Regions from separate parts of the Homo sapiens genome. Here all the other regions are linked to region 2. A link is an interaction called in ENCODE POLR2A ChIA-PET data of the cell type or tissue named here. Cell type or tissue: PC-9. All regions are shown on one strand. Links, peaks and the distances in the headings refer to the core of each region. The heading gives the core; the rest is flanking DNA.

The links. Peaks named below come from ENCODE experiments on the same cell type or tissue, not always from the same donor. Only the 100,000 strongest peaks of a DNase experiment are listed, where the experiment ranks them.
Region 1: POLR2A ChIA-PET joins it to region 2 with 26 read pairs; 6 of 35 experiments call an interaction of 5 or more read pairs at or near these places.
Region 3: POLR2A ChIA-PET joins it to region 2 with 16 read pairs; 2 of 35 experiments call an interaction of 5 or more read pairs at or near these places.

Annotation. Positions count from the first base shown.
Region 1 is chr17:50,503,565-50,513,385 of GRCh38, forward strand. It overlaps MYCBPAP (MYCBP associated protein), which reads left to right and starts at 4,875. Exons shown (of 19, transcript NM_032133.6): 1 at 4,875-5,186. The coding sequence starts at 5,111. RefSeq lists silencers at 4,581-4,870, 7,842-7,931 and enhancers at 4,891-4,950, 4,971-5,100, 7,542-7,741. In PC-9, for the core only: no CTCF peak of the experiment used is centred there; DNase peaks (open chromatin) are centred at 687 and 7,677; H3K4me3 peaks cover 1,581 bases; H3K27ac peaks cover 1,867 bases.
Region 2 is chr17:50,658,891-50,668,953 of GRCh38, forward strand. ABCC3 (ATP binding cassette subfamily C member 3) reads left to right here. Exons shown (of 31, transcript NM_003786.4): 7 at 347-478; 8 at 2,033-2,224; 9 at 4,791-4,968; 10 at 5,060-5,221; 11 at 6,263-6,355; 12 at 8,664-8,867; 13 at 8,973-9,119; 14 at 9,540-9,627; 15 at 9,963-10,029. Among named protein-coding and RNA genes, the nearest start is that of ABCC3, 29 kb to the left of the region's middle. RefSeq lists enhancers at 2,296-3,495, 3,158-4,139. In PC-9, for the core only: a CTCF peak has its summit at 2,442; DNase peaks (open chromatin) are centred at 1,921, 2,761 and 3,101; H3K4me3 peaks cover 1,401 bases; H3K27ac peaks cover 5,591 bases.
Region 3 is chr17:51,167,004-51,176,920 of GRCh38, forward strand. It overlaps NME1-NME2 (NME1-NME2 readthrough), which reads left to right. Exons shown (of 9, transcript NR_037149.2): 7 at 1,239-1,340; 8 at 2,934-3,046; 9 at 4,484-4,741. NME2 (NME/NM23 nucleoside diphosphate kinase 2) reads left to right here. Exons shown (of 5, transcript NM_002512.4): 3 at 1,239-1,340; 4 at 2,934-3,046; 5 at 4,484-4,741. The coding sequence ends at 4,601. Among named protein-coding and RNA genes, the nearest start is that of NME2, 5.6 kb to the left of the region's middle. RefSeq lists silencers at 139-338, 4,232-4,432. In PC-9, for the core only: CTCF peaks have their summits at 252 (motif pointing right) and 455; no DNase peak of the experiment used is centred there; H3K4me3 peaks cover 1,367 bases; H3K27ac peaks cover 711 bases.

The DNA of each region.
Region 1 (9,821 bases), core at 1-8,000, 160 kb before region 2:
ACTCTAAAGCAGACAGCCCAAGTGGGGGCAAAGTTGAGAAGCAAACACACACTGTACTCCAAAGCCTCTGAAAATCCCTCCTTGTGTCCTTCCTAAGAAGGTCCCAGAGTCTCTGTGTCATCCCTGAAGCTGAAGTCAGTCCATTCTGGGAGCAGAGTCCAGCTGTGTCCTGTGTTTGGGGCTAAGAAGAATGTGAGATTCCTGCTGAGTGTGAGCTGAGCAAGGTTGTAGTAAGGAGGGCAGTGATGTGATGCATTGTTTAAGGGGTGCAGCTGCCAGATGTGAGTGGGTGAGGGCAGATGTGAGGGGCATCAGCCAGCTATGTGTGGGGGTGGTCAGACCTGGTTGGGGAGGCACAATGGAAACAATAGGGGAGCAGGCCAGGTGGGTATGCGAAAGTGAGACAGAGTGGCAGGATGAACCGGGAGGGGGATCAGATGTGAGGGGCTGGAGAATAGATGACCCCGAGCCTCAGTCTTTAGGAGGGTGGCTGTCCCTGGGAAATGGATGATGCGGTCTGTGGAGGAAATGCGCTTTCTATTTAGGGAGGCTGTTTAGGAGTAGCTGACGACATGCTCAGCACCTGGATGGGTGGAAATAAACAGAGACATGAAGCAATAATTTATGCCGTGTCCTCTGTCAACCTAGCCACCACCTCCTCCTCCCTGGGCTCCAGGAAGTTGCTCAGAGTTGTGGCGCTGGGAGGAGACTGCGGGAGCTATGCTGGTGAAGCGATGCTGTCATCTGAGCTTGTGCTTTACACACACTGGGCTTTTTTTTTTTTTTTTTTTTTTGAGACAGAGTCTTGCTCTGTCACCCTAGGCTGAAGTGCAGTGGCGCAATCACAGCTCACTGCAGCCTCGACCTCCCAGGCTCAAGCAATGCATCCACCTCACTCTCTTGAGTAGCTAGGACCACAAGGGCATGGCACCACATCTGGCTAATTTTTAGAAATTTTTTTGTAGAGACGGGGTCTCACTATGTTGCCCGGGCTGGTCTCAAACTCCTGGGCTCAAGTGATCCTCCTGCCTCAGCCTCCCGAAGTGTTGGGATTATAGGCACAAGCCATCATGCCCAGCCCCCTCCAGGCCTTTGTACCTTCTGTGTCCTCACCTGGAGTACCTGCCCCCTGAACTACCCATTGAACTCTTTATTTAGTGGCCCACCTCCTCTAAGAAGTGCTACCTCCTCTAAGAAGGCCCCCCTCATATCCAGTCTGTGGTTCCTAAATTGCAGCTAATGACTACCCCATGAGCTCACACATTAGAGTTGGAAATCTACTTTCAAATGACCCCACTTTGTGTCTAAAGCACTCTGACCTTCTTCTACCCCCACCCCAGTCGCACATCAGTGAGCTTCAGGGAATCTCTGGAATTGAATACAAAGTCATGTGCAAAATCAGATGTGCAAATGTATGGATAAACAAAATACAGTATACCCATAAACGAAATATTATTCAGCCACGAAAAGGAATGGAGTCACTGATACGTGTTAAGTGAAAAAAAAAAAAACAGACAGAAAAGGCCAAATATTGTATGATTCCATTGATATGAAGTATCAAGAATAGGCAAATCAGTAAAGACAGAAAGGAGCTTAGCGATTGTTAGGGGATGGGGGTCGGGGCTGGGGAATGACTGGTAGAGGGTTTCCTTTGGGGATGATGAAAACATTCTGGATGTAGGTAGTGTAGGTAGTGGTGATGGTGGCACTACATTGTGTGTGTACTAAATGTCACTCAGTTGAATATATTAAAATGGTGACTTTTATGTTATGTGTATTTTACAACAGTTTTAAAAAAAGTCAAATGCACGTTTCTCAGGAGAAGATTCCTAGGTTTGATTGGCTTCTCAAAAGGTGAAGCAGCTCTGATCTGGTCTGGACCCCTTCATGTCATGATGCAGATGGTGATACTGGGACACAGACAGGGGGTGAGACCTGTCCAAGGTCACTCAGGGGCTGGTGGCAGAGCCCAGCCAGGTTGCATGCCTGCCTGACCACATACTCCCCTACCTGCTTCTTCCCTTGTCCTTTGGTCACCAAACCCTCCCGTCACAATCCCCAAGCCTCTGTCCTGCTCCCAAACATGCCACCCACAAGCTGTGTAACTTCCCAAAGTTAAAAGGCCTTCTTCCTGAAACTGGGTGCACGGATTAGAGTTTCATGAGCGTTTGTCTTTTGCTCTAGAGTGGACTCTGAGCTCCTAGAGGGCAAGAGGAAATGTTTCTTATTTTCCTCCATATCTTACAGAGCTTCTGGGACAGCCACGGAGGTGAGCCATTCCTGTCTCCCTTCAAGAAAGAACTTGCCATTCACCCTCAAGGAGGGCAGTTAGCTGACAACTTCTAACAAACATTCTTTGCCCAGAGGACATGCTGGGTTGGCCAAGACTTTGTTAGATCTGCAGCACAGTCTGAGGCTCTCCCAGCCCTTTCCTGCTTCCTCTCCCTCACCGGCCTTGCCACTACCCCCTCTCTCCGCAATAAACCTCTTGCGGTCCTATGTTCATCTCAGTGCTTGCTTCCTGGAGGACCCACATGGCACAGCACCTAGCCTGCTGGATCATAAGTGCTCAGTCGCGAAGTAAACGGAACTGGGGATTCTCTAGAGGGTAGAGGGAAGCCAGAGCCTGGGCCTCGGAGAGCAGGAGAGGGGCTGTCCGTGGAGGATGCCTCAGTCATAAGGAGAGCAAGGTCTAGAGCAGTGTGAAGAAGGGGCCATGGCCCTGGAGCAGGACCCAGCAACGGGCAACACACAGGGAACTCAGGGATTCACCAGCACTGCTGGCATCGTCTCTAGCTCCTCCGCTGTCTGGGGCAGCTCTTGCAAACTCAGAAATGTCCCAGGAGACAGGGTTCAAAGAGCCCTGGCCTTGGACTTTAGAAAACCAGGTTCAATTTGTGCTTCCCGCTAGTCAGGTGACATTACACCCTTCTCTCTGGAGCTCAGTTTCTCCGTTTGTAAAATGGGCTTATAATGTGTCCCCTCCCTTCAACCCCAGCATGATTTTGAGAATTGACTGAGAAGATACTACAGTTTATGGAGGGCACCCTGTTTCGTAGTTTAAATGCACACTCAGGCCAGGTGAGGTGGCTCATGCTTGTAATCCCAACACTTTGAGAGGCCAAGGCGGGAGGATCGCTTAAGCCCACGAGTTCAAGACCAGCCTGAACAACATAGCAAGACCCTGTCTCTACAAAAAATTTAATAATTAGCTGGGTGCAGTGGCACATGCCTGTAGTCCCAGCTACTCGGAAGGCTAAGGCAGCAGGATCATTTAAGCTCAGGAGTTTGAAGCTGCAGTGAGCTATGATTGTGCCACTGCACTCCAACCTGGGCAACAGAGTGAGATACTCGCTAAGAAAAAGAAATACATACATATTCATTTAACCCTGGCAGTGGCCTTGTGAGAGCAGCATTATGACCTCCATTTTATGTATGTATATATGTATGTATGGATGTATGAGATGGGGATCTCACTTTGTTGCCCAGGCTGGAGTACAGTGGTGCAATCAGAGCTCACTGCAGCCTGGACCTCCTGGGCTCAAGCAATCTTCCTGCCTTAGCCTCCAGAGTAGCTAAGACTACAGGTGTGGGCCACCAAAGCCAGCTAATTAAAAAAAAATTTTTTTAGGCTAGGCACGGTGGCTCACGCCTGTAATCCTAGCACTTTGGGAGGCCGAGGCGGGCAGATCACGAGGTCAGGAGTTCGAGACCAGCCTGACCAACTGGTGAAACCCCATCTCTACTAAAAATACAAAACTTAGCCAGGCATGGTGGCACTCGTCTGTAATCCCAGCTACTCAGGAGGCTGAGGCAGGAGAATCGCTTGAACCTGGGAGGCAGAGGTTGCAGTGAGCCGAGATGGCACCACTACACTCCAGCTTGGGCACAGAGCAAGACTCCGTCTCAAAAAAAAAAAAAAAAAAATTTTTTTTTTTTTTTAGAATGGAGTCTCCCTACGTTGCTCAGGTCAATTTTGAACTCCTGGCCTCAACCAATCCTCCTGCCTCAGCCTTCTAAAGCACTAGGATTGTAGGCCTGAACCACTGTGCCCAGCAGAGAAAACCGGCTCTCTAGGTCAAGGCATTGGCTCAAGAACACACAGCTAACAAGCCGACATAGCTGGGATTAGAACCCAATTGTCTGGCTCTAGAACCCCTTCACTATTTGAGGTACAATTTACTGCCTGACTACTAGTGCTAAACTTTGGGTTGGGGGCAGGGCCTGAGGCAGCTCCTGCTCTCATACATTCTGAGAGCCAGTTTGACAATAGGCAACTACACAAAAAACCGAAATAATCCCAGAATGCCTCAGGGCTCCAGGGGAAGGCGAAAAAAGCGGGTGCGTTTATAAACTTAAAATAATCAGAGGCAGCATCTCCAAGGACTGTGAGAATGCCCCAAGTCAGGGCAAAAGTTTTGGCTGGTTTGGGAAGTGATGAAAGGCCAAAGTGGCTGCAGCGAGCGTGGACCCGGGAGGTCTCCAGGCGCGTTGGTGCGAGTTGGGGACGGCAGGCAGGGACACCTAAAACCTACGGTACGCCACGAAGGGGTTTCAGCACGTCCTGAAAGGCCCGATCCCCCCCCAGAACCGCTGTGAGGGGGGCAGAGGGAGGTCCCTCGACAGGATGTGGCCTTAGTCGAGGAAGGCGGGAAGCAGGGGCTGGCACCCCCGACGCCCCACCCGCCCCCCGTGGCCTAGCAGCAGGGCGGGGCGAGGCGGGTCATGCACCCCTACCAGCCAGCCACTCCCACCCAGCCCTCGGCTCCCGCAACTCGCGGGGGTCCTCGCCCGGGTCCCCCGCCCCGCCCCGCCCGGCTGGTGACGTCACGGCGCTCGTCGGCGCCGCCTGTGGCGTCACAGGCCGGGCCCGCAGGGCTTTCTAGGGGTCCGTCGCTCTTGAAGCCGCCGGCGGCGGGCGCGTGCGCGGCCCGATGAAGAAGGAGGTTTCCAAGCCGTCTCCGCCCAAGTTGATCGGTGGATGCGCGCCCCCGCGCGGGGCACCGGTTGCTGTGGACGCAGTGGCGGCCGTTGGCTGGCGGGTGCGGCGCAGCCTCGGTGTCTCTGGGCCGGCGGTGCAGGGCAACGTTTCATGGTGCCGGGCGGCACCATGAAGTCTCTAAAGAAGGATTCCCGCCTCAGAATAACTCCGACCAGATTATTAGAGGCCTCAGAGAATGTCAAAGGTTGGCGCTGGCTGCCTTGGGCGCTCGGGAGAACCCGAGAGGGGAAGCGGTCCCCGGAAAGAGTTCAGGACACGGGGCCTGGAGGATGGGGATGGCACCAGGGATGGAGGAAAGATCACGGGGAAGTGGGGTACTGGGCATAGGACCCTTAGGGATGGGGGGCAAGGCAGGAAGAGCCTACAGCGCACTGGGCCTTGGGGATGGGGACATAGGAAGTGGGAGACTGACAGAGGGGCCTCAGGGACCACTGGCTGGGGAGATGGCCTTGCGCTACCTCTAACCACATCTTAGGGTGGCATGCAGGAGGCAGGATCCCCGGACTGGATGAAGTGCAGAAGAGCCAGGAAAGAGTTTAAGGGTAGAAGGGCCAGGAATTGGGGTCCTTGGGAAGAGGAAAGAATGAAGTGTTGAAACCAGCCACCTTGATGGGATTATTTGGTAGAGGAGGGTCGGGGAGCGGGGCAGGCGTCACTTAGGATTCCTGCTGGAAAAACCCAGAAGAAAGGCCTTGCTTGGCTAGTTCTCTTTTTGACTGCCTTTTCCTACCACGTGCACTTTCCAGCTGGATGACACTTATCCAGCTCCTTTAGCCTGGAAAGAATCGCTAGATATGACTGCTTCCTACCCTCTACAGCTTTCTTCTGGTTGCACCTGGGAGAGCCACAGGGCGTCTGATAGCGGACTGACTTCCATGGACATGTTCTCACTTGCAACCCACCCCCTTTTGATCTTTTTTGGCTGTTTCCATTTATTTATTTTTAAATTTAATTTTTAGCTTTTTTTTTCTGTGTGTGTGTGTGTGTGTGTGTGTGTGTGTGTGTGTGTTTGTAAACAGGGCTCTCGCTGTGTTGCCCCAGCTAGTGTCAAATTCTTGGCCTCAAGCGATCCTCCTGCCTCGGCCTCACAGACTGCTAGGATTCCAGGCATGGACCACTGCGCCCAGCCTATTTTTGTTTACTGAGAGCTGATTTTGTGTGGTACTGTGGCTCACCAGAAGGGTATCGGTATTAACTGTGTGACCCTGGTCCTCAAGAAACTCAGTCTAATGAACACCTGGAGGAGTAACCTGACAAAGGTAGAAATACAAATGCTGTGATGTAGGTGCCCATCGGGCTTAAGGGGGCTCAGAGCACCTGAGCCAGACCAGGGATGGTTGTAGGGGTACGTCTTCTGAAGAAGGTGACATCTATGGCAGACAAGAAAAAAAAGGAGAGGTTTGCTTCTCTAGGTCTAGGAAGCAGCATGAGTTTATGGAACTGTAAATGTGGGAACCAGAAGAGGCTGCACAGGTGGGTAGGTCAGGGGCCAGACCATGAAAGGGCTTTATGTACTAGGTCAGAAAGCCTGGATGTGCTCTTGCAGGCCCTGGGGAGACCCAGCCTCAGAGTTGTGAAAGCTCATTGTGAGGAGAGGGGACCCTCAGAAAACTAACAGGAGCTTAGTCGCTTTTCAGTATGGCTTTATGTTTCTTCACGTATAAAAGTCCAACGTTGAGCCGGGCATGGTGGTGCACATCTGCAGTCTCAGCTGCTCAGGAGGCTGTGGCAGGAGGATTGTTCCAGGCCAGGAGTTTATGATCACACCTGTGAATAGCCACTGCATTCCAGACTGGGCAACACAGTGAGACCCCCATTATTAAAAAAATAAAAGTCCAATGCTGTTTTATGACATACTATATATATATATGTATGTATTTTATATATATTATGTATATGTGTATATATGTGTGTGTGTGTGTGTGTGTGTGTGTATATATATATATATATATATATATATATATATATATGTATTTTGAGACAGGGCCTCGCTCTGTCACCCGGGATGGAGTGCCGTGGTACAGTCATAGGTCACTATAGTCTTGAACTTCTGGGCTCAAGTGAACCTCCTGCCTCAGCCTCCCAAGTTGCTAGTATTACAGGTGCACACCACCATGCCTGGCAAATTTTTTTTTTTTTTTTTTTTGTAGAGACAAGTTGCCCAGGCTGGTCTTAAACTCCTGGGCTCAAGCGATCCTCCCACCTTGGCCTCCCAAAGTGCTGGGATTACAGGCATGAGCCACCGTGCCTGGCCCGTGACATACTTTTTAATAGTTGAGAGAGAGGGAATATCTGGTCTCCTTTCACAAGGGCAGTCAAGGGCTTTCCTAGCCACTGCCTCCTGCTCACATAGTTTCTGGGAGATCGTATCAGATTTGAACTGCTGTAAACAAATCAAGGAAAGATTTTTCACTGCATATTTATTTTTAATAAGCAGAAAATTTAGTTTGTTAATTAACCCTTGAGTTAAGAACATGCACCAGAGTGAGGAGGGAAAAAAAATGAAGTGTTTAGCATGCAAGATATCTTTTTAAAAATATCTCAGGGGAGCCTCTAATGTTGTAGAGCAGTACTCTCCCCCAGCCCCCATACAAGGCAGCTAATGACCCAGTGTCATTTTGTAACCTTGTGCGATGTTTCTCCAAAGTCTCTGACTCATAAGCAAAAAGGAAAGCAAAAATAGTGACTTAAACCTGTTTCTCGGGACCTGAGAGCCCTTTTGAGTCCTAGTACCCTCCCTTCCTGCTATGCACCACCTCCCCACCGCTGTCTTGTTGCTAAGAAACCAAGAACCCTCCTAGCAATATTAGATTCCCCTCCCCAACCAATTAAAGCTCTGCCCTAGTAGGGACAGCCCCTCCATGGTTCCCCCAGCCCAACCCTAAGGTCAGAATTTCCCAAAGACTTTAATCAACACTAAAAACGAATAATACTTAGATAAAACAAGAAGCAGAAGAAATAGAGTCCGGGTTTCTTCTCCCTCCATAGTTTCCCCGCTCCGTATCTCGCTTCCTACCCCCACCTGAGCACCTTGCTTCCAGCCCTCTGGTCCAGCTCCGACAAGAGACTGACTACCCCGTGCAAGCGGGGTGGTCTCTTTTACCCCTCACTGTCAGCATCAAGGGAGAAATGTCAGCTGGGTGGCTCACTAGGAGCCCTATCAGCTTGGGATTCCAGACCAAAGAACCAGAAAGAGCTGGGCCTGTATAGGCTCAGTAGTCAGACATACCTCAGCCCTGTGGAGTCTTCCTGCAGGTCCTAAAATGATCCCTGGGGCTCTTCCTTCCCTGGTCTCCCCAGCTTGCCTCTGCCTCTCCGGTCCATCTGGCTCTCTTCATCTGATGAATCATTCTGAAATGCACCTGTCATCAACTCACTCCCCTGAACCAAAGATCAGATGCCTGAGCCATGCTTTACAAAGCTGTCATGCCCTGGTTTCCCTCTCATCCCCAACATCACCACCTCTCCACCTCCCCAGCAAGTTTTCTTTTTTTTTTTTTTTTGAGACGGAGTCTTGCTCTGTCGCCCAGGCTCTGGAGTGCAGTGGTGCAAACTCGGCTCACTGCAAGCTCTGCCTCCCGTGTTCACGCCATTCTCCTGCCTCAGCCTCCCGAGTAGCTGGGACTACAGGTGCCCGCCACCACGCCTGGCTAATATTTTTGTATTTTTAGTAGAGACGGGGTTTCACTGTGTTAGCCAGGATGGTCTCGATCTCCTGACTTCGTGATCCACCTGCCTCGGCCTCCCAAAGTGCTGGGATTACAGGCGTGAGCCACCGCGCCCGGCCCCCCAGCAAGTTTTCTGTGTTATCGTGCCACTCACGTGCCATGCTCAGCCCTGCCCCTTGCTTTGCTTGGACTTTGACTTCACCTGGAGCATCTTGGTTTGCCGCTGTACCTGTGCAAAGCTTGCCTCTCCTTTGCAGCCTGCCTCAGCCTGTGGAGCCACCTCTGCAGCTGTTCCTCTGAACACTTCTTCAGAGCCCTGAACTGTGTAATCCACATGGATCTGTTCCTTTTTTGATGTCTAACCAAACCTATTGCCTGTACCGCAAATGTAGGAACTCCTCTAGCTATGATTGGTGTGTGTTCCTGTCACATTTTTCAGTACCTCAAGAGAAGGAGCCATATCTTAACCTTTTATACCATCTTTGTAGTTTATAGCACATAGAAGGGGCTTGGTAAGCACTCTCGAGGAGCAATTTAACTTTAAGATACATATATATCCCTGGGCGCACTGGCTCATGCCTCTAATCCCAGCACTTTGGGAGGCCGAGGTGGGCAGATCACCTGAGGTCAGGAGTTTGAGACCAGCCTGGCCAACATGGTGAAACCCTGTCTCTACAAAACATACAAAAAATAGTTGGGCGGCCGGGTGCGGTGGCTCATGCCTGTAATCCCAGGACTTTGGGAGGCTGAGGCAGGTGGATCATATGAGGCCAGGAGTTCAAGACCAGCCTAGCCAACATGGTGAAACCCAGCCTCTACTAAAAATACAAAAAGTTAGCCAGGCATGTTGGTGCATGCCTGTAATCCCAACTACTTGGGAGGCTGAGGCAGGAGAATCGCTTGAACCTGGGAGGCAGAGATTGCAGTGAGCCGAGATCACGCCATTATACTCTAGCCTGGGCAACAAGAGTGAAACTCCATCTCAAAAAAAAAAAAAAAAAAAAAAGCTGGGCATGGTGGCGCATGCCTGTATTCCCAGCTACTCGGGAGGCCGAGGCAGGAGAATCACTTGAGCCCGGGAGGCGGAGGTTGCAGTGAGCTGAGATCACACCACTGCACTCCAGCCTGGGGGACAGAGTGAGACTCCATCT
Region 2 (10,063 bases), core at 1-8,000:
ACAGCACTGAGGAAGCACCCGAGGCTGGGGCCAAATTGCCCAGGCCTCGTCCTCACCCAGGGCCCCAGGCAGCGTGGATTCCATCACCAGGGCCTGGGGTGGGGAGGAGATGGGACACCTGGGGAGGAGGAGGAGAAGGGGGTAGTGGTAGGAACTTCGGAGGGAGAGCCAGTGACCTCAAGCCTATTCACTGAGGAAATGAAGGAGACACCTTTCATGGTCACAGTGCCCGAGGGAGACCCTCCTTTCTGGAGACCCTGGGGCCCTGGAGACACTGACCCTTGGCTCCAGGCTGCTAAACCCTGACCCTCTGCGGGGCTGCCTGCCGGGCTTCACCTCCCCCCAGGATGGCCATCTATGGCTACCGGCATCCCCTGGAGGAGAAGGACCTCTGGTCCCTAAAGGAAGAGGACAGATCCCAGATGGTGGTGCAGCAGCTGCTGGAGGCATGGAGGAAGCAGGAAAAGCAGACGGCACGGTGAGGCCCTCCCCTTGCCCCAACACCCAGCCCCTTCGCTTACCCCAGATCTCCTGCAGAGGACGCTGGTAGACCTTGGAGGGCGGCATTGCTGGGGTGGCAAGCAGAGCAGGACCAGGTGATTTCTTGGCAGCCTCGGGACCATTCTATGGGAAGCTTAGGCCTGGATGGCGCTAGTTCTCCCAGCTCTGGTGGGGGCAGGAGAATGGCTGGCACTTTGGAGCAACTACTCCATCCCAGGTCCCATCCTAAGGATATAAATAAACTCACTTAATTTTTCAACAGCCCTAAAGGGTAGGTTCAAGTGTCCCTGTGTTACAGATGGGGACACTGGGGCCGGGTGTGGTGGCTCACAGCTGTAATCCTAACACTTTGAGATGCCAAGGCAGGAGGATTGCTTGAGTCCAAGAGTTCAAGACCAGCCTGGGCAATATAGTGAGACCTTGTCTCTACAAAAAATAAACAAGATGAGCCGGGCATGGTGGTGTGCACCTGTAGTCCCAGCTACTTGAGAGGCTGAGGTGGGAGGATCATTTGAGCCCAAGAGGTCAAGGCTATAGTGAGCTGAGATTGTGCCACTGTACTCCAGTCTGGGCAATAGAGTGAGACCTTTTCTCAACAACAACAAAAACAGATGGAGACACCGAAGCACAGAAATTTAACAGAGGGCCTCCCAGGGTCCCCAAGTTGGTGGTGGCAGAGCTGGAATCCACATGGAGCCGGCTGGCCCCAGAGGTTCTCCTCATATCACTGCACCACCCTGCCTGACTGAGAGGGCTGATTCCAGGGCCAGGAGCCAGCACACCCCTGCCAATTCTGCCTCCTCCTGTCTGGAGGCGGCGGCTGAATGAGATGATCTTCCCCTGAGGGGTCTTCCCACTGTCAGCCTCTTATCAAGGACCACAAACCTGTCTCTGGCCAACTGCCTCACCAAGAGAGCTGACGCTGAGCATCATCTTTCTCCACCCAATTCTGACCCCAGGATTGAACCCTCCCTCCTCCCATCCACAATCCAGGCCTAGGAGTTCAATGTTTGCTCAGCCCGGAGCTTCCGGTTGTCACCAGCTGTTGGAGGAGCCTGGGGCTGGGCATGGTTAGCAGTATCCTGGCTTTCATGGCTTGGAGCCTCCACGAAGACCTATGGGCCCCCAGTCTGCCTGCTGCACCCCCTCTCAGTCCCTCCATGCCACTCCACCCCCTCCCTGTTCAGCTGCCCGGTGGCTGTACCAACAGCCATCCTTGATCTTATCTACCTTCCCTCTTGGCGTCCTCCCTGGAGCCAGCACTGGGGAGGCGGGGAGAGGGCCAGACTGGGGGGATAGCTGGGTTTTAGAGTCCTTGTGGTAGCAGTCTGGCCACCCCTTCAGATGCCCTCTGGCAGCTGAGGACAGAGTCGCTTGTGCAATTCTTATGCTGTCTGTTCCCCTCCCAGCTCTGAGAGCCAAGAAAACAGCTCCTTCCTCCTCCTCACTCCTAGCCAGCCCAGCCTAGCCCTTGGCTTCCTGGAGCCCCTGTCCCCATTCCTAACCCACTGCTCCTTCCTCCCTGGACCAGACACAAGGCTTCAGCAGCACCTGGGAAAAATGCCTCCGGCGAGGACGAGGTGCTGCTGGGTGCCCGGCCCAGGCCCCGGAAGCCCTCCTTCCTGAAGGCCCTGCTGGCCACCTTCGGCTCCAGCTTCCTCATCAGTGCCTGCTTCAAGCTTATCCAGGACCTGCTCTCCTTCATCAATCCACAGCTGCTCAGGTCTCTCCACACTCCGGCTCACTATAGCCCTGCCCTGGGCAGCAGGGCTGGCTGGCTAGCCCAGAGGAAGGAACAACGTACAGTGAAAAGAACCCCAGACCAGGAACCAGGGAGGCTAGCTCCACTTTCTGTGTGACCTTTGGCAAGTGGCATTGCCTGACTTGTTTCCTCACTCACATTCAACTTAGAATTGCTGTGCATATACTATGTGCCGGGCACCGTGGTGTGTACGTTAACAAGCATTGGGTCTTTAAATCTTCCCAACAATCCTATGCGGAATTGCCCCATTCCCATGTCACAGATGAGAAAGCAGGAACTCAGAGAGGTGAAGTGACTTGGCCAAGGGCACACAGCAAAGAAGGAATCAGGTCTGAGTCCAGGACTCTGAGCTCCGACTGAGGTGCTCTGTCCCCACCATCAGGCTCTAACATCTGTCTCAGGAATGGCTTGGACTAGAACGAGCTCTCAAATGAGAGGGTGGGAAGGAGAGCTGCCTAGTAGCTAAGTCCCCACCTCCTTGCCCCTCCGTGCATGCATTAATTTGTTCAGCAAACATTTATTGAACCTCCAGGGTACCAGAATGGTGCTCGATACTAGGGATACAGAGTTCAATAAGACAGGGTCTTGATGTCTTATGGGAGAAACCAGCGTGTAAATCAATTAGAATTCAGTGGGGGCAGAAGTGTTCTCGGGTGTCTGGAAAACCCCGGGAGGGGCAAAGAAGCCAGCCTGGGATGCAGCAGGAAGCACCCACTGGCTTGGGAGGTCAACGAATTTGGAGAGACAAGTAGGTGAAGAAACAGGGGAAAGTTCAGCCTCAGCTTAGTCACAAAGCCCTGAAACAGCATGACTCAGGTGTTTCTGAGTGGCAGAGGAAATGGCAACGAGAGGGAGGGGCAGGAAAACAGAGAGAGGGAGAGCTAAGGATATCCTTGAAAGATCTGAGCCAGGGAGGGGCATCTGGCTTCAAGGATCTCCTGCCAGGAGTGTGGGGGATGTAGGGCAGGGTGGCTGGATGGAAGTGGGCCAACCCGGTCAGATGGAGTCCAGGCCAGGAATGAGACAAGTATTCAGGAGCAATTTGGGAGATGGGCGTGTGCGCCAGAGAGACAGAGGAGTGCCAGGCAACCTGGGTGCTGGCCTGGGTAACTGGAGGACGATGGATCTTTTGCTGAGCTGATGGGCTCGGTGGGAGGAGGAGGCTGGGTGGGGGGCAAGGTGGTGGATGGAGTCTGGTCATGTGGGGCCAGTGGTGCTGGTGGGTCCTCCAAGGGGAGATTCCCAGCTAGCTGGAAGTCAAACTCTCGAGCCCAAGAGTTTGAGACCAGCCTGAGCAACATAGCAAGACCCTGTCTCTACAAAAAAGTTAAGATATTAGCCAGGCCTGGTGGCATACGCCTAGAGTCCTAGCTACTCAAGAGGCTGAGGTGGGAAGACTGCCTGAGCCTGAGAGGTTGAGGCTGCCGTGAGCTGTGATGGCACCACCGCACTCCAGTCTAGGTGACAGAGAGAGACCCTGTCTCAAAAAAAAAAAAAAAAAAAAAGAGAGAGAGAGACACCAGTCACTGGGCTGGGGCCACTGGGGCCCACCCTACTCCAATATGACCTCACCAAATGAGGCCACGTTCACAGGTACCAGGTGTTGGGAGCTGAACATATCTTTCTGGGAGACACAACTTAAGCTATCACAGAAGGGGAGGCCTGGCTATGATTATGGCTGGAGGGCTCCATGTAGTCGAGAGGAGAGTGTCCCAACAATGAAGAGACTCGGTCATGTCAATAGGTGAAGGTGTAGAGCTTCCAGCAGAGGTGGCCAGGGTGAAGCTCAGCGGCAAAGGGGGCAACAGCGCAGCAAGTTCCTGAGGAGGCAGAGGAAGGCCAGGGCTCGGGGGCAGGGGCAGCCTCCGACAGCCTGAGCACCAGAAAAAGGAGGACAAGCCACTGGAGGGCAGTTTGTGAGTGGCAAGGAGTTTGTGGGTGGCAGGGAGTTCTCAATGGGTGGCTAAGCAAGAAGGCAGGTAGCTGCTGAGAGGGGTGGGGGGCTGGGATGGGCCTGAAGGGAAGAGAAGAGAGGTGAAGAAGGCCCCAAGAGCGGGGGCGGATTAGGGACCTAGAGAAGGTTGCTAGGCAGTGCTGGGGGCCACTGAGTTTGGAAAGGTGGATTTGAGCGGCAAGAGTCTTTGTGGTCATGTGGCGGAATCTAGAGCCCCCAGCAGCCTAGGAGAAGGAGCAGGGAAGTCCAGTCAATGGAAACGTGGCATTTCTTCCCGCCATATGTCAGGAGGTAAGAAGGCAGGCAGGTGAGGCTGGTGGTGAGAGCGTCATCGATAGGGCGTGCAGCAGGGTCCATGGTGGATAGAGAACGAGGTGAAGGCAGAGTGGAGCCAGGAGGTCGTGGTCTTGAGGCAGTACTGGGTTGACCCTCCCTGGCCCAAGAGGTTGGAGGGGGTGGAGGTTTCAGAGGCCAGGGGTGCAGTGGAGACTGCGGGTAAAAGCAAAGGGCAGCAGAGGAGGGAGCAGCCATGGGGGCAGCACTGCCCACCTCACTCCTCTCTCCTCCCCACAGCATCCTGATCAGGTTTATCTCCAACCCCATGGCCCCCTCCTGGTGGGGCTTCCTGGTGGCTGGGCTGATGTTCCTGTGCTCCATGATGCAGTCGCTGATCTTACAACACTATTACCACTACATCTTTGTGACTGGGGTGAAGTTTCGTACTGGGATCATGGGTGTCATCTACAGGAAGGTCAGCTGGAGCAGGGCCCAGGGGAAAGGCTGGCCCTGGGCAGCTTGCAAGAGGCTCGCAGCCAAGTCCACCCACTACTGTCTACCTGCAGGCTCTGGTTATCACCAACTCAGTCAAACGTGCGTCCACTGTGGGGGAAATTGTCAACCTCATGTCAGTGGATGCCCAGCGCTTCATGGACCTTGCCCCCTTCCTCAATCTGCTGTGGTCAGCACCCCTGCAGATCATCCTGGCGATCTACTTCCTCTGGCAGGTGACTCTCCAACCCTGACCTCTGCCTCCTTCCTCTGACATGCTGCAGAAGTGGCAAGAGAGGATTATTCTGGAACTGGGAGCATGGCACATGCTTGTAGTCCCAGCTGCTCAGGCGGCTGAGGCAAGAGGATCACTTGAGCCCAAGAGTTCTGGCTGCAGTGCGCCACGATTGTGCCTGCGAATAGCCACCACACTCCAGCCTGGGCAACATAGCAAGACCTTGTCTCTAAAAAGAAACAAAGAAAACAGAAAAAAAGAAGGAGGGTTATTCTGGGTTAGCAGAGGGGATATAGAATTGACACAAGAGCTGGCTGGGCACGGTGGCTCACGCCTGTAATCCCAGCATTTTGGGAGACCAAGGCGGGTGGATCACGAGGTCAGGAGTTCGAGACCAGCCCGGCCAGGATGGTGAAACCCCATCTCTACTAAAAATACAAAAATTAGCCAGACGTGGTGGCGGGTGCCTGTAGTCACAGCTACTCAGGAGGCTGAGGCAGGAGAATCGCTTGAACCCAGGAGGCAGAGGTTGCAGTGAGCCGAGATCATACCACTGCACTCTAGCCTGGGTGACAGAGCAAGACTCTGTCTCAAAAAAAAAAAAAAAAAAAAAAAAAGAATTGACACAAGAGCTTCCCTAGGCATTGGTGGGGATGGAGGGATAGGACTTCGAGGATGCTGATGTCTGCAAAGGAATCTTCCCAACATCTGTTGCTATCCTTCCTGCAGAAGCCAGGGAGGAAAGAAAGTCTTGGAGGGAGGTGGGTGTGACTCTGGCTGTCATCGTCTATATTTGCCTTCCTGTGTGTCTGGACACCCTTCTATATCTGCTGTCTGTCCCTGTCGTCGTTATCTAATGGCTGGCTGCTTCTACAAATGTTGTGGTCATTCTGACTTTCTATCTGTTTGGCCAACCACCATCTTTTGCTTCCTGCCCATCTACACATTTCAAGTTAACAGGCCTCTGTTTGCCTGTTGGGTTCTCTCTGTAGACTTTGGTAATCTGTCCCTATGTGTCATCTATCCACCGGTGCCTCCTCAGAACCTAGGTCCCTCTGTCCTGGCTGGAGTCGCTTTCATGGTCTTGCTGATTCCACTCAACGGAGCTGTGGCCGTGAAGATGCGCGCCTTCCAGGTAGGTGCTGTCAGAGGTGCATCCTCCTGCCTGCAGCACCCGGCCGGCTGCCTGGGGGAAGGTGTCCACTAACCTTGGGGCCTCCCAACTACCTTGCTTCCTGAGTATGGATGGCTACTAGCCATTTGCAGAAACCATAGCTCACTCTTCCCTCACAGCTCTCAGAGGGTTTTACTGACATTCTCATTTTGTAGCAGAAGACCAACGCTTAGAGAAATAATGGCAGTCCAGAATCAGGCAGGGCTGGGACTCAAACCTGACTATCCTGGTCTAACAAGGAGTTTTCCCGCTGCACTGTGCTAAGCATGAATAGCCAGTCACTCAGTCTACTATTTGCAAACATTTCTTGAAGTGTTTTTTTTCTTTTTTTTTTTTTTTGAGACAGGGTCTCGTTCTGTCACCCATGCTGGAATGCAGTGGCATGATCTCGGCTCACTGCAACCTCTGCCTCCCGGGTTCAAGCGATCTTCCTGCCTCAGCCTCCCTAGTAGCTGGGACTACAGGCACATGCCACCACACCCGGCTTATTTTTGTATTTTTTTTTTTAGTAGAGATGGGGTTTCACCATGTTGGCCAGGCTGGTCTCAAACTCCTGACCTCAGGTGATCCGTTCATCTTAGCCTCCCAAAGTGCTGGGATTACAGGTGTGAGCCATCACACCTGGCCTATTGAAGTCTACTAGCTTCCCACTGCCCATAGGAAAAATGACAAACCCCCTAAGAAGACTCAGCAGGCTTCTGCTTACCTTGCAAGTCCTCACCCCCTGCGGACTGGCCAAGTTTCAGCCAGTCTGGTCTTCTTTCTTTTCTCCACAGCACCAAGCTCAGGGTACCTCTAGGGGCCACCACATATACTATTCCCTCTGCCTGGAATGCTTGTCATCCCCCTCTTGCCTGCCTAACTCCTTTCCTTCCCTTACCTCTCGGCATTGAAGTCACTTCCTCGGCTGGGCACGGTGGCTCATGCCTGTAATCCCAGAGCTTTGGGAGGCCGAGGCAGGTGGATCACCTGAGGTTGGGAGATCGAGACCAGCCAGACCAACATGGAGAAACCCCGTCTCTACTAAAAATACAAAATTAGCCGGGCATGGTGGCACATGCCTGTAATCCCAGCTACTCTGGAGTCTGAGGCAGGAGAATCCCTTGAATCCAGGAGGCAGAGGTTGCGGTGAGCCAAGATCGCGCCATTGCACTCCCACCTGGGCAACAAGAGCGAAACTCCGTCTCAAAAAAAAAAGTCACTTCCTCCAGAAGTCCACCCTGACTGCCCAGTCTCAGTCTAAGTTAGTTTCCCTGCCATCACCTCATTACTTTCTTACAGGATCCTGTGATTTCCCATCAGAACACACATAATGATTAATAATTAAGCATTTATTCAGATCATTGTTTGCTTATTGTATGCCTCCCCCATCAGATCGTCAGCTGTATCATGGCAGGGGCCTTGTCTGAATTCATCGTGACAAATTCTACACGTAGCCCATGGCCTGGCACATAGTAGGCACTCCATAAATAGGGGTTGAATGAATACATTAATCTGGTGTGCCACACCTTGGGCTAAGGTCTTGGAGAACAAAGAGAAATAAATAGTCCATCCCCTCAGGAAGCTCACAGTCTGATTAGAGAAACATATATGTAAAGGAATGGTTATGGAACAAAAGGAAAGTGCAATGTGCTTTAGAAACCCAGGGAAGGGGACCAGGTGTGGTGGCTCACACCTGTAATCCCAGCACTTGGGGAGGCCAAGGTGGGAGGATCACATGAGGCCAGGAGTTTGAAATCAGCCTGGGCAACAGAGTGAGACCTCGTCCCTACAAAAAAATTTAAAAATTAGCTGGGCATGGTTGTTCATGCCTGTAGTTCCAGCTAGTCAGGAGGCTGAGACAGGAGGATCAAAGGAGCCCAGGAGTTTGAGGCTGCAGTGAGCTATGATTGTACCACTGCAGTCCAGCCTGGGCAACACAGTGAGGCACCATCTCTAAAATAAATAATACTAGCAATAATAATAAGAAGAAGAAAAAGAAGTAGTAGGAGAAGAAACCCAGGGCAGGGGACAGAGGATGCTGCCTGGGGAGGCCGGTGCAGTGGCACTGAGGGTGGAGATGGATCTTGTCAGGCAGAGGACACAGGGAGGCAGGGGCTGTGCATTCCAGGCCAAGGCACAGCACAGGCCCAGCAAGGAGTTGTGAGAAGGAATGGTGGGCAGCGTGGAATGGCTGCAATGGATGAGAATGGATGGAAGGTAGGACCCTGTGAGCAGGAGGTCAGGGGAGGGAGCAGGTGTGCCACTGACACTCTTTCTGCCTGCACAGGTAAAGCAAATGAAATTGAAGGACTCGCGCATCAAGCTGATGAGTGAGATCCTGAACGGCATCAAGGTGCTGAAGCTGTACGCCTGGGAGCCCAGCTTCCTGAAGCAGGTGGAGGGCATCAGGCAGGGTGAGCTCCAGCTGCTGCGCACGGCGGCCTACCTCCACACCACAACCACCTTCACCTGGATGTGCAGCCCCTTCCTGGTGAGGCTTGGCACAGGGCTGGGTCCCTGCCTCCAGGGCTCTGGGTGCCCAGGCATGGCCAGGGCTCATTGGACTCTACCCTGACACCACCTCCACGCTGCTCAGGTGACCCTGATCACCCTCTGGGTGTACGTGTACGTGGACCCAAACAATGTGCTGGACGCCGAGAAGGCCTTTGTGTCTGTGTCCTTGTTTAATATCTTAAGACTTCCCCTCAACATGCTGCCCCAGTTAATCAGCAACCTGACTCAGGTAACCCTGGGTAGGGCTGGGGGCTCTACTGGAGTTGGAACAGGTTGTTGGGGTCAGGGAAGGGTCACTTAGGGCAAGGGATAATCAGGGGGAGTTATTGGATTCAGGGAAGGTTGCTAGCATTATGAAGAGCTATTCAAGGTTGAATGAGGTCATTAAGGTCAGGGGTCATTTGGAGTCACAGGTGGTCAGGTCGGGTGTCTGGAAACCTGAGTTCTGTAGATAGCCTCCTCTTACCAACCTGGACTTTCTCTTTGGGCAGTGGGAGCCATGGAAGACTCAGTCGTGGGAGGGACCCCAGTGCTAGTGTCTGGGCCCTCAGGGGGTCCTGCCTAGCCCAGGATGCTGGGGATGGGGCGAGGGTAGGGGTTGGGGGTTGGGAAAGTACAGTCTCTAGGGCTGACTCACATCCTCCCGTAGGCCAGTGTGTCTCTGAAACGGATCCAGCAATTCCTGAGCCAAGAGGAACTTGACCCCCAGAGTGTGGAAAGAAAGACCATCTCCCCAGGTCTAGAGAGCCCCTACCTGGGCTGCCTGCCCCAGTCCTTGCTCCAGAAAAACCTCTGTTTCAAGCTTTTCCTTTGTTCTCTCCTGACCCCTTTTCTTCTTCCTCTGTTCACATCTGCTTCGACTCTGACCTCCTCCCTCTTCCGGGTTCTCTGCTCTCCTCCGCCCTCCTCCACAGGGCTCCCCACATCCCTTTCTTCCTCCCTTTTCCCAAGGATCCCCTCCCCATGGCCCAGGCTCCTCCCCTGTCCTCCTTTCCCCTGCCCCCCAGCCTCCCTGCAGGCTACCCCATCCCTTGAGCTCCCTCCCTGACCCTGCCCACCTTGGTCCTCTCAGGCTATGCCATCACCATACACAGTGGCACCTTCACCTGGGCCCAGGACCTGCCCCCCACTCTGCACAGGTACCAGCTTCTCCCACTCCCTTCCCAGCTGCCC
Region 3 (9,917 bases), core at 1-8,000, 510 kb after region 2:
GTTTTTCCCTCCCGGCGGCGGTTTGTCCGCGTCTGCTTTCCGAGTTCATTTCGCTGCCGCGAAATCCCTTTGCCCTCTGCCCCCGCCCACGGCGGCTTGGGCCCGCCGACCCTTTCCCGGGGTGGTGGGGACAGACGCCCTTGGGAAGGTGAAGCGCTGGTAGCGTGACTCGCCCTCCGGGTTTGGGTTCCTTCCCGCGGGCCGCTACCTGCCCACCCGCCGCAGGGGGGCAGCAGGGAGCGGAAAAACCCCGGGCCCCAGACCCCCTGCGCCTGCCCACTCGGGTCCACCTAGGCACAGAATGGAGGCTTGGAATCTCCTTTGCTTTAGTCTGAAACTCCGAGTTCCAGTGCGGTGCTCCTCCTTTAGCATAGGGTAGTGAGTGTATTTTCCACATTAAATTTGGGGCACAGATCTGAATCCCTACACTTACGGGTAAGAATCTAAGTACTGAAATTCAACCAGGCTCATCGGTGAAGAGAATGTTCTCAGTTATTATCTGAAATATTTAAAAGGGCATTGTGAGTAGCCCAGGGGAGTTTAACATGACCTCTGCCAGGCAGATGACCTGACATATGTACTTCAGTTGCAGCCAAAATTTAATTCCCTAAATCTAGATCCTCAAACCACCTACTTTTTAGGCTTACAAAACCCCTAATGTCATTGACGGTATGAGGGTGTCTTTACGATTAGAACAGTCTTGGCCAGGCGCGGGGCTCACGCCTATAATCCCAGCAATTTGGGAGGCCGAGGTGGGTGGAGCCCAGGAGTTGGAGATCAGCCTGAGCCACATAGCAAGCCCCTGTCTCTACAAATAAATAAATAAATAAATAAAAATTAATTGGGCATGGTTGAGTGCATCTGTAGTTCCAGCTACTTGGGAGGCTGAGGTAGGAAAATCACTTGAGCCCTGGAAGTTGAGGCTGCAGTGAGCCATCATTGTGCCACTGCATTCCAGCCTGGGTGATGATAGTGAGACCCTGTCTCCTAAAACAAACCAAAACAACACACCAAAAAAAGAACAGTCTTTCTGTTAAAATGGCATTAGTTTCATGGTTTGGATGGGATTTAAAAAATATTTATGTGTGTGTATATGTGTGTATATATATATATATTTCCACACACCACTTAGGAACGTGGGCTAGAATATAAAACCGGACTTGCTAATGGGAGGTTCAGAGGATGGGTTGGAGTCTTTCCAGCTTAGCTCCTAACTGGTGCCTCCTCTCCAATGCCAGGCCTCTGAAGAACACCTGAAGCAGCACTACATTGACCTGAAAGACCGACCATTCTTCCCTGGGCTGGTGAAGTACATGAACTCAGGGCCGGTTGTGGCCATGGTGAGTGCTCGTGGGGAATGAGAGAAAATGAGGAAAAAGTGCTCAGTGTTCTTTGTTAGACATCTCCCTCAGCTAATCTAAATTTTATTTTATGAATGGAACCTGCTGAAGTTACTTAACTGAGCAACTAGGAGCTTGGGAGGAGAAAGCAAATCAGACCTTAGAAATGGGAAGGATGTTAGCTGGGTGTGGTGGTGCACGGCTGTAATCTCAGCTACTTGGGAGGCTGAGGTAGGAGAATTGCTTGAACCTGGGAGGCGGAGGTTGCAGTGAGCCGAGATCGTGCCACTGCACTCCAGCCTGGGCAACAGAGCGAGACTCTGTCTCGACAAAGAAAAAAGATATGGGAAGGACTTTTTCAGGTACATGTCTCTATGGTTAAATAGAATCTCACTGCCTGCAAGAGTGGTAAATTTTCGGGCCAGGCTTGGTGGCTCATGCCTGTAATCCCAGCGCTTTGGAAGGCTGAGGCGGGTGGATCACCTGAGGCCAGGAGTTAATCCCAGTTACTCAGGGGGCTGAAGCACGAGAATCGCTTGAACTTGGGAGGCGGAGGTTGCAGTGAGCCGAGATCATGCCACTGCACTCCAGCCTGGGCGACAGCAAGACTCCATCTCAAAAAAAAATAATACTCAATTTCTTCTGTTTGACAAGTGTTTTAGACCTTAATGTTTCCTAGATTAAAAAACTTTATCCTATTTTCTCATGAAAAATTCAAAGGTAAGGATGTAAGAAGTTCTCAATCCTATACTAGAAGCAGTTTCTTCTGGATGGTGCTAATGTCCATTTGGGAGTGGAGAGAATATGAGGAGAGAGTGGCTGGGCGAGGTGGCTCACACCTGTAATCCCAGCACTTTGGGAGGCCGAGGTGGGTGCATTACAAGGTCAGGAGTTCAAGACCAGCCTGGCCAACATGGTGAAACCCCATCTCTACTAAAAAAATACAAAAATTAGCTGGGCATGGTGGCGTGTGCCTGTAATCCCAGCTACTCGGGACGCTGAGGTGGGAGAATTGCTTGAAACTGGGAGGAGGAGGAGGTTGCAGTGAGCTGAGCCACTGCACTCCAGCCTGGGCAACAGAACAAGACTCTGTCTCAAAAAAAAAAAAAAAAAAAATTGGAGAGAGTAAAATAGGGAGGCAGTGAAATTGTTGAGAAAGTAGATCTATTTCCTGTTCACCTTTTTCTTCCTTCTGCTGTTCCCTGGAATCCTTACCCTAGCATGTTAGTCTTTCTTTTCCCTCTTCTAGCAGTCTTCTGGGATGCCCTTCCCACTGATCCTATTCCAGACTGGCCACTTTCTCCTTTCTTCACCAGTTCTTCTGTGTTGATGGCTGCATAAGGATTCTGCAACATTGTTTATCTCTGTCTCAGCTAAACTGGGAAGTCCCCAAGTTGGACAGACTTTTCTTTGAATCCTAGCAATACGTTTGGAATGCAGTTTTTATATAGGCCCCTACTCTCTGCTGGGGTTAGCTGATAATCATGTCACTGATCGGTCTCATTGATGTGTCGTGTCAGGTAGGAGTAAATGTTAGACCCTACCTGTCCTGAGTGGCAGGTCTGATTATAAATCCATTTTCACACTTTCGAGGTCTGGGAGGGGCTGAACGTGGTGAAGACAGGCCGAGTGATGCTTGGGGAGACCAATCCAGCAGATTCAAAGCCAGGCACCATTCGTGGGGACTTCTGCATTCAGGTTGGCAGGTAAGTCCGGGGACAGGAGGGTGGATGACTTTTATGCAACACCATTTAAAGCAGACGTCATGGCGTATCCTACTTTCAGAAGAATCTGTGCCCTTTTTTTTTTTTTTTTTTCTTGAGACGGAGTCTCCTTCTGCCTAGCTGGAGTGCAGTGGTGCCATCTCTGCTCACTGTAACCTTCACCTCCCGGGTTCAAGCGATCCTCCTGCCGCAGCCTCCCAAATAGCTGGGATTACAGGTGCACACTGCCACGCCCGGCTAATTTTTGTATTTTTAGTAGAGATGGTTTCACCACGTTGGCCAGGCTAGTTTCAAACTCCTGACCTCAGGTGATCCGCCTGCCTCGGCCCCCCAAGGTGCTGGGATTACAGACATGAGCCACCGCACTTGGCCTGAACTTTTAGTTGGTGATTATCATTGTATAAAAACTTTCAGGCTGGGTATATCATTGTATAAAAGCTTTCAGGCCAGGGGTTTACGCCTGTAATCCCAGCACTTTGGGAGGCCGAGATGGGTGGATCACCTGAAGTCAGGAGTTTGAGACCAGCCTGGAGCCTGGCCAACATGAACCCCGTCTCTACTAAAAGTAAAAAATTAGGGCATGGTGGTGCATGCCTGTAATCCTAGCTACTCAGGAGGCTGAGACAGAAGAATCGCTTGAACCTGGGAGGTGGAGGCTGCATTGAGCTAAGATCACGCCACTGCACTCCAGCCTGGGCAACAAGAACAAAACTCCGTCTCAAAAAAAAAAAAAAAAAAGCTTTCACACATAGCTTCTTCCCTAGGTTACTTAATTTTAAGCAAGACAACAAGGGAGCCATAAGTGGTAATTCCTGTGTAGTACAGCAAAAAATGCTAGGTGTGGAGAAGGGAAGCATTCTAGCCACATCCATGAGTACTTTGTCCATGGGTGTGTCACTTAACCTTTTGATTCCCTCACCTGTACACAGTCTGTTCAAAACCTTTACAAAGTTGTGAGGTTGAAGTGGGATAAAGGGATTTTTATTAATAAGCAGTGTTATGTCATGGTTGGGCTTTGCAAATCAGTGTTATAAGAAAATGCAGCAGAGCTGGCCTATGATAATGAACACATCATATCTAGTTGGGATGTTGATCTGCAGTGGGTTTGAGTATCACTGTATTTTCCAAAATTTGCGGAGGAGTGTTTTATGTCTTCGGCAATCTTGGGGTACAAGCACTCTTTTGATGGGGAGGCCAGACTTGGAAGCATAATACAGTTGAAACAAGGAATGTTTTAAATCAAGCACTTTTACAGTTGTATAGCTGCTTTTAAAAGGAAATGCTTTGGGGGTATAAATTGGTCTGTTGCTTCAAGTGGCAATTTGGCTGAAAGAGTCTGGAGTGCTGTCCATTGCGGTACCCATTAAACAGACTTTTGCACTTTAAAACATGGCAACTTGTAATTGTTTTCTTTCTTAGGAACATCATTCATGGCAGTGATTCAGTAAAAAGTGCTGAAAAAGAAATCAGCCTATGGTTTAAGCCTGAAGAACTGGTTGACTACAAGTCTTGTGCTCATGACTGGGTCTATGAATAAGAGGTGGACACAACAGCAGTCTCCTTCAGCACGGCGTGGTGTGTCCCTGGACACAGCTCTTCATTCCATTGACTTAGAGGCAACAGGATTGATCATTCTTTTATAGAGCATATTTGCCAATAAAGCTTTTGGAAGCCGGACACTGTCTCCTTGTGCTTATTTGATACTGAGCTGAAAGAAGTGACTTGGTTCTCTGGCTATAGTAGCATTATGTACATCTCAATCCTGCTTGTCAAAGAATGATCTGATCCTGACGGAGTTTCGCTCTTGTTGCCCAGGCTGGAGTGCAATGGCGCGATCTCAGCTCACCACAACCTCTGCCTCCCGGGTTCAAGCGATTCTCCTGTCTCAGCCTCCTGAGTAGCTGGGATTACAGGCATGTGCCACCACGCCCTGCTAATTTTGTATTTTTAATAGAGACGGGGTTTCTCCATGTTGGTCAGGCTGGTCTTGTACTCCCAATCTCAGGTGATCTGCCCGTCTTGGCCTCCCAAAGTGCTGGGATTACAGGTGTGAACCACCGCGCCCGGCCTATTTATTTATTTATTTGAGACAGAGTCTCGCTTTGTCGCCCAGGCTGGAGTGCAGTGGCGTGATCTCAGCTCACTGAAACCTCCACCTTCTGGGCTCAAGCCTAGTTGGTCAAGTGGTTCTTGTGCCTCAGCCTCCCGAGTAGTTGGGATTACAGGTGTTTGAGCCGCTGCACCTGGCCACTTGTAAGAAAGATTTGTTGAAACTTGGAGTGAAACATACAGACTAGGGAAATACTCTAGATTTATGTATCTGCTGATTACAAATTGGGCAAGTTACTTATTAGGAAATGGAAGCCTAAAGACATCTGTGAAATGGACATATCTACCACTGTAATTCAAGGTTAATGAAATTATGTATATGCAGCTAACCTAGTGCTTGGCCTATAGTTGGTACATATTTCTGCAACCCTACCCCTTAATTTTTTTCCCTGGGGTGAGATACTTATTCATGCTGGTTTCCTGGGCTAGATGCAGTGAGTGGTTGCTAGAGGCATATTTCCTGCTTTTGAGGTTAATTTTGCTGGATTGGAACAGTTGTAAAATGTTAATAGCACCTGTCAATACAAATCATTTGTAGCACTATCACCTGCAATCAATTATAAATTTATATTTCCTATAAAAAACTGGTAAAAGCTAAATGTCACTCCTATATATAACAATCCTATGCTTTTTTTTTTTTTTTAGACGGAGTCTTGCTCTGTCGCCCAGGCTGGAGTGCAGTGGCCTGATCTTGGCTCGCTGCAATCTCTGCCTCCCGGGTTCAAGCAATTCTCTGCCTCAGCATCCCGAGTAGCTGGGTTTACAGGCGCCTGCCACCACACCCAGCTAATTTTTGTATTTTTAGTAGAGGTGGGGTTTCACTATCTTGGCCAGGCTGGTCTTCAACTCCTGACCTTGTGATCCACCTGCCTCGGCTTCCCAAAGTGCTGGGATTATAGGCGTGAGCCACTGCGCCCGGCCAATTCTATGCTTTTTATGTATACTGCTATGGTAAATATTAGACAATGACATTGTGACATAAGTACGTATTTGGTCTCTGCCATTGGTTCCTGGCACACAGCTCCTAAAATCCTTGTAATCTCAAATGTTAGGTTTCTTATATGCTAATGATATGACTGGTGGCTGTGGGGGCTCCTGGATAGCCTCCCTACAACCTCCAAGAAGAGGAGAGGGGCTAAGGTTGAATTGCTCACCAATGGCCAATTATGCCATCAATCATGCCTATGTAATGAAGCCTCCATAAAACCCCAGAATAGGGTTTGGGGAGCTTCCAGATTGCTGAGGTGCTTGGAGGGTGGTACACTCTGAGAGGGTAGCTCCATGCCATTTTCCACATACCCTGCCCCATGCATCTGGTCCATCTATATACTTTATTTTTTTAGAGATGGGGGTTTCGCTATGTTGTTCAGGCCAAGCTTTGAACTGGCTCAAGCAGTCCTCCCCACTCAGCCTCTTGAGTTGCTGGGATCACAGATGCGCACCACTGTGCCCAGCCACATCCTTTATTAAACCAATACATGTAAGTAGTAGTTCTCTGAGTTCTATGATACTCTCTAGCAACTTAACTGAATCTAAGAAGGGGGTCATGGGAACCCTTAATTTATGGCCAATTGGTCAGAAGAACAAAGACATAACCTGGGGCTTGCAGTTGGCATTTGAAATGCGGGCAGTCTTGGGGGCCGGAGTCCTTAACCCATGGGATCTGACTCCAGGTAGACAGTATCAGAATTGAAGACACCCAGCTGGTGTCTGCTGGACACTATGTCTAGTGTCAGAAGTGTTGAGGTCAGTGACAGAGTAGAGAGAAAACAGCTCAATTTTCCTTTGGAATGAAGTAAGAAATACTTTTAATGTTTTAGTACAAAAAAAATGTGTAAAGATTCTAGTTACTAGTCAACAATTGATAAGTTTATTTTAAAAATCATTCCTCAATTTCAAATGTAATTCATATATGTTTATATATGCTACATTCTCATCACAGTTAAGCAGAGTTTAATACTAACATCTTAAGAGTCTGGGGCAGGGCCTGAGCACCTGCATTTCACTGTGCTACCAGTGACACTTATGCATGCTGGTGGAGGTACCTCGGTTAGGAGCAGCAGCAGAGCATGGGCTTACTCTGCCAGGGCTGTTCAAAGAACTTTATATACATGCATTCATTGCATCTTCATGACTCTTGGGTGGCTGGCACCAGTATCCCCATTTTACAACGGAGGAAACTGAGCCAAGTTACATAACTAGCCGTGGAGGAGGAGCCAGTTTCCAACCCGATAGCTGTCTTCAGACTCCATGCCCACGGCCACTATGCTTTACCTTTTTTTTTTCTTTTTGAGATGGAGTCTCGCACTGTCGCCCGGGCTGGAGTGCAGTGGTGCGATCTCGGCTTACTGCAACCTCTGCCTCTCAGGTTCAAGTGATTCTCCTGCCTCGCCTCCTGAGTAGCTGGGATTACAGGTGCCCGCTACCACACCCGGCTAATTTTTTTGCATTTTTAGTAGAGACGGGGTTTCACTATGTTGGCCAGGCTGGTCTTGAACTCCTGACTTTGTGATCCACCCGACTTGGCCTCCCAAAGTGCTTGGGATTACAGGTGTAAGCCACCTTGCCCGGCCTTTTTTTTTTTTTTTTTTTAAACTGTCTTTACTTTCCCAAGTGATGTGAGGAAGTGAGTTTGGAGGGTAAGTGACGTCAACCTGTAGTGGTGAAAGCTGAGTAAGGCTTTGGATGTTAGGACTCAATTTGTTAGAACTGAATGAGAAATACAGAGTAGACTATGGTGAGATTTAAAGTACTGCCTCTGGGCCGGCGCTGTGGCTCACAACTGTAATCCCAGCACTTTGGGAGGCCGAGCCAGGCAGATCACCTGAAGTCAGGCGTTGAGACCAGCCTGACCAATATGGTGAAACCCTGTCTCCACTAAAAATACAAAATTAGCAGGGCATGATGGTGCATGCCTGTAATCCCAGCTACTTGGGAGGCTGAGGCAGGGGAATCACTTGAACCCAGGAGGTGTACATTGCAGTGAGCCGAGATTGCGCCATTGCACTCCAGCCTGGGCAACAAGAGCAAAACTCCGTCTCAAAAAAAAAAAAAAGTACTGCCTCTGGAGAGTTTAGGTCCTAATCCTGCACCAGCTAGGTGTGTGAAAGTAACAACTCATTTATTTATTTGAGAGACAGTCTCGGCTCTGTCGCCCAGGCTGGAGAGCAGTGGTTCACTCAGTTTACTGCAGCCTCTGCCTCCTGGGTTCAAGTGATTCTCGTGCTTCAGCCACCCAAGAAGCTGGGACTACAGGTGTGTGCAAATACGCCCAGGTGATTTTTGTAGTTTTCGTAGAGATGGTGTTTCACCATGTTGGCCAGGCTGGTCTCAAGCAATCTGCCCACCTTGGCCCTCCAAAGTGTTAGGATTACAGGCATGAGTCACTGCGCCTGGCTGAAAATGACATATCATTCAGAACATCTCATGCTTTCAATAAACCTTTTTTTTTTTAAAAAAAATAGTAAAAGTGCATTATTATTTAAAATGCATTACCTTAGCTGGATGCAATGGCTCATGCCTGTAATCCCAGCACTTTGGGAGGACAAGGCAGGAGCATCCCTTGAGCTTGAGACACTTGTTTCTGGGCATAACTAGTTTCGCGAGAAGCATGTAATGGTTCAAAGAAATACATGTGGCTGGGCGCGGTGGCTCATGCCTGTAATCCCAGCACTTTGGGAGGCTGAGGCGGACAGATCACGAGGTCAGGAGTTCAAGACCAGCCTGGCCCATATGGTGAAACCCCCATCTCTACTGAAAAATACAAAAATTAGCCGGGCGTGGTGGCGTGTGCCTGTAGTCCCAGCTACTTGGGAGGATGGGGCAGGAGAATTGCTAGAACCCAGAAGATGGAGGTTGCAGTCAGCTGAGATCACGCCACTGTACTCCAGCCTAGGTGACAAAGTGAGACTCCATTTCAAAAAAAAAAAAAAAAAAAAATGCTGGGTGCAGTGGCTCATGCCTGTAATCCCAGCACTTTGGGAGGCCGCCGAGGCAGGCAGATCACGAGGTGAAGAGATCAAGACCATCCTGGCCAACATGGTGAAACCCCGTCTCTACTAAAAATACAAAAATTAGCTGGGTGTGGTGGTGTGCACCTGTACTCCCAGCTACTTGGGAGGCTGAGGCAGGAGAATCACTTGAACCCAGGAGGCAGAAGCTGCAGTGAGCCAAGATCATGCCACTGCTCTCCAGCCTGGTGACAGGGTGAGACTCCATCTCAAAAAAAAAAAAAAAAAAAAAAAAAATATATATATATATATATATATCACCATGATAGTAAATGAGCACCCACCTAGGAATTCCAGCTTACTACAGCAGCTGTTCAAACCACTTACGGTAGAAAGCAGGGCAGAAATCAGGCTCTTTTCTTGGAATGCGTTATGTGAAATTAATCCCTGAAGAGGCCCAGTCCATCTCATTACTGTCTTACATATTGTTTCCCAATTCATAAAAATCTCTACCAACTGCATCTGCAGTAAAAGTTGAATAATTTTCCAAAGAGCCAGCTGTTGGTAAAGGAGGGCTTCTTTGCATTCCCTTTTAATGTTAAGGGCAAGAGCTAGCTGGGATACTTTATTTACATCCAATTAACTTTGCTGCTGAGGTTAATGGAGTTAAAAAAAAGTCTCCTACTAGCCAGGCATGGTGGCTCACGCGGTCAGGAGATCAAGACCATCCTGGCTAACACGGTGAAACCCCGTCTCGACTAAAAATACAAAAAATTAGCCGGTCGTGGTGGCAG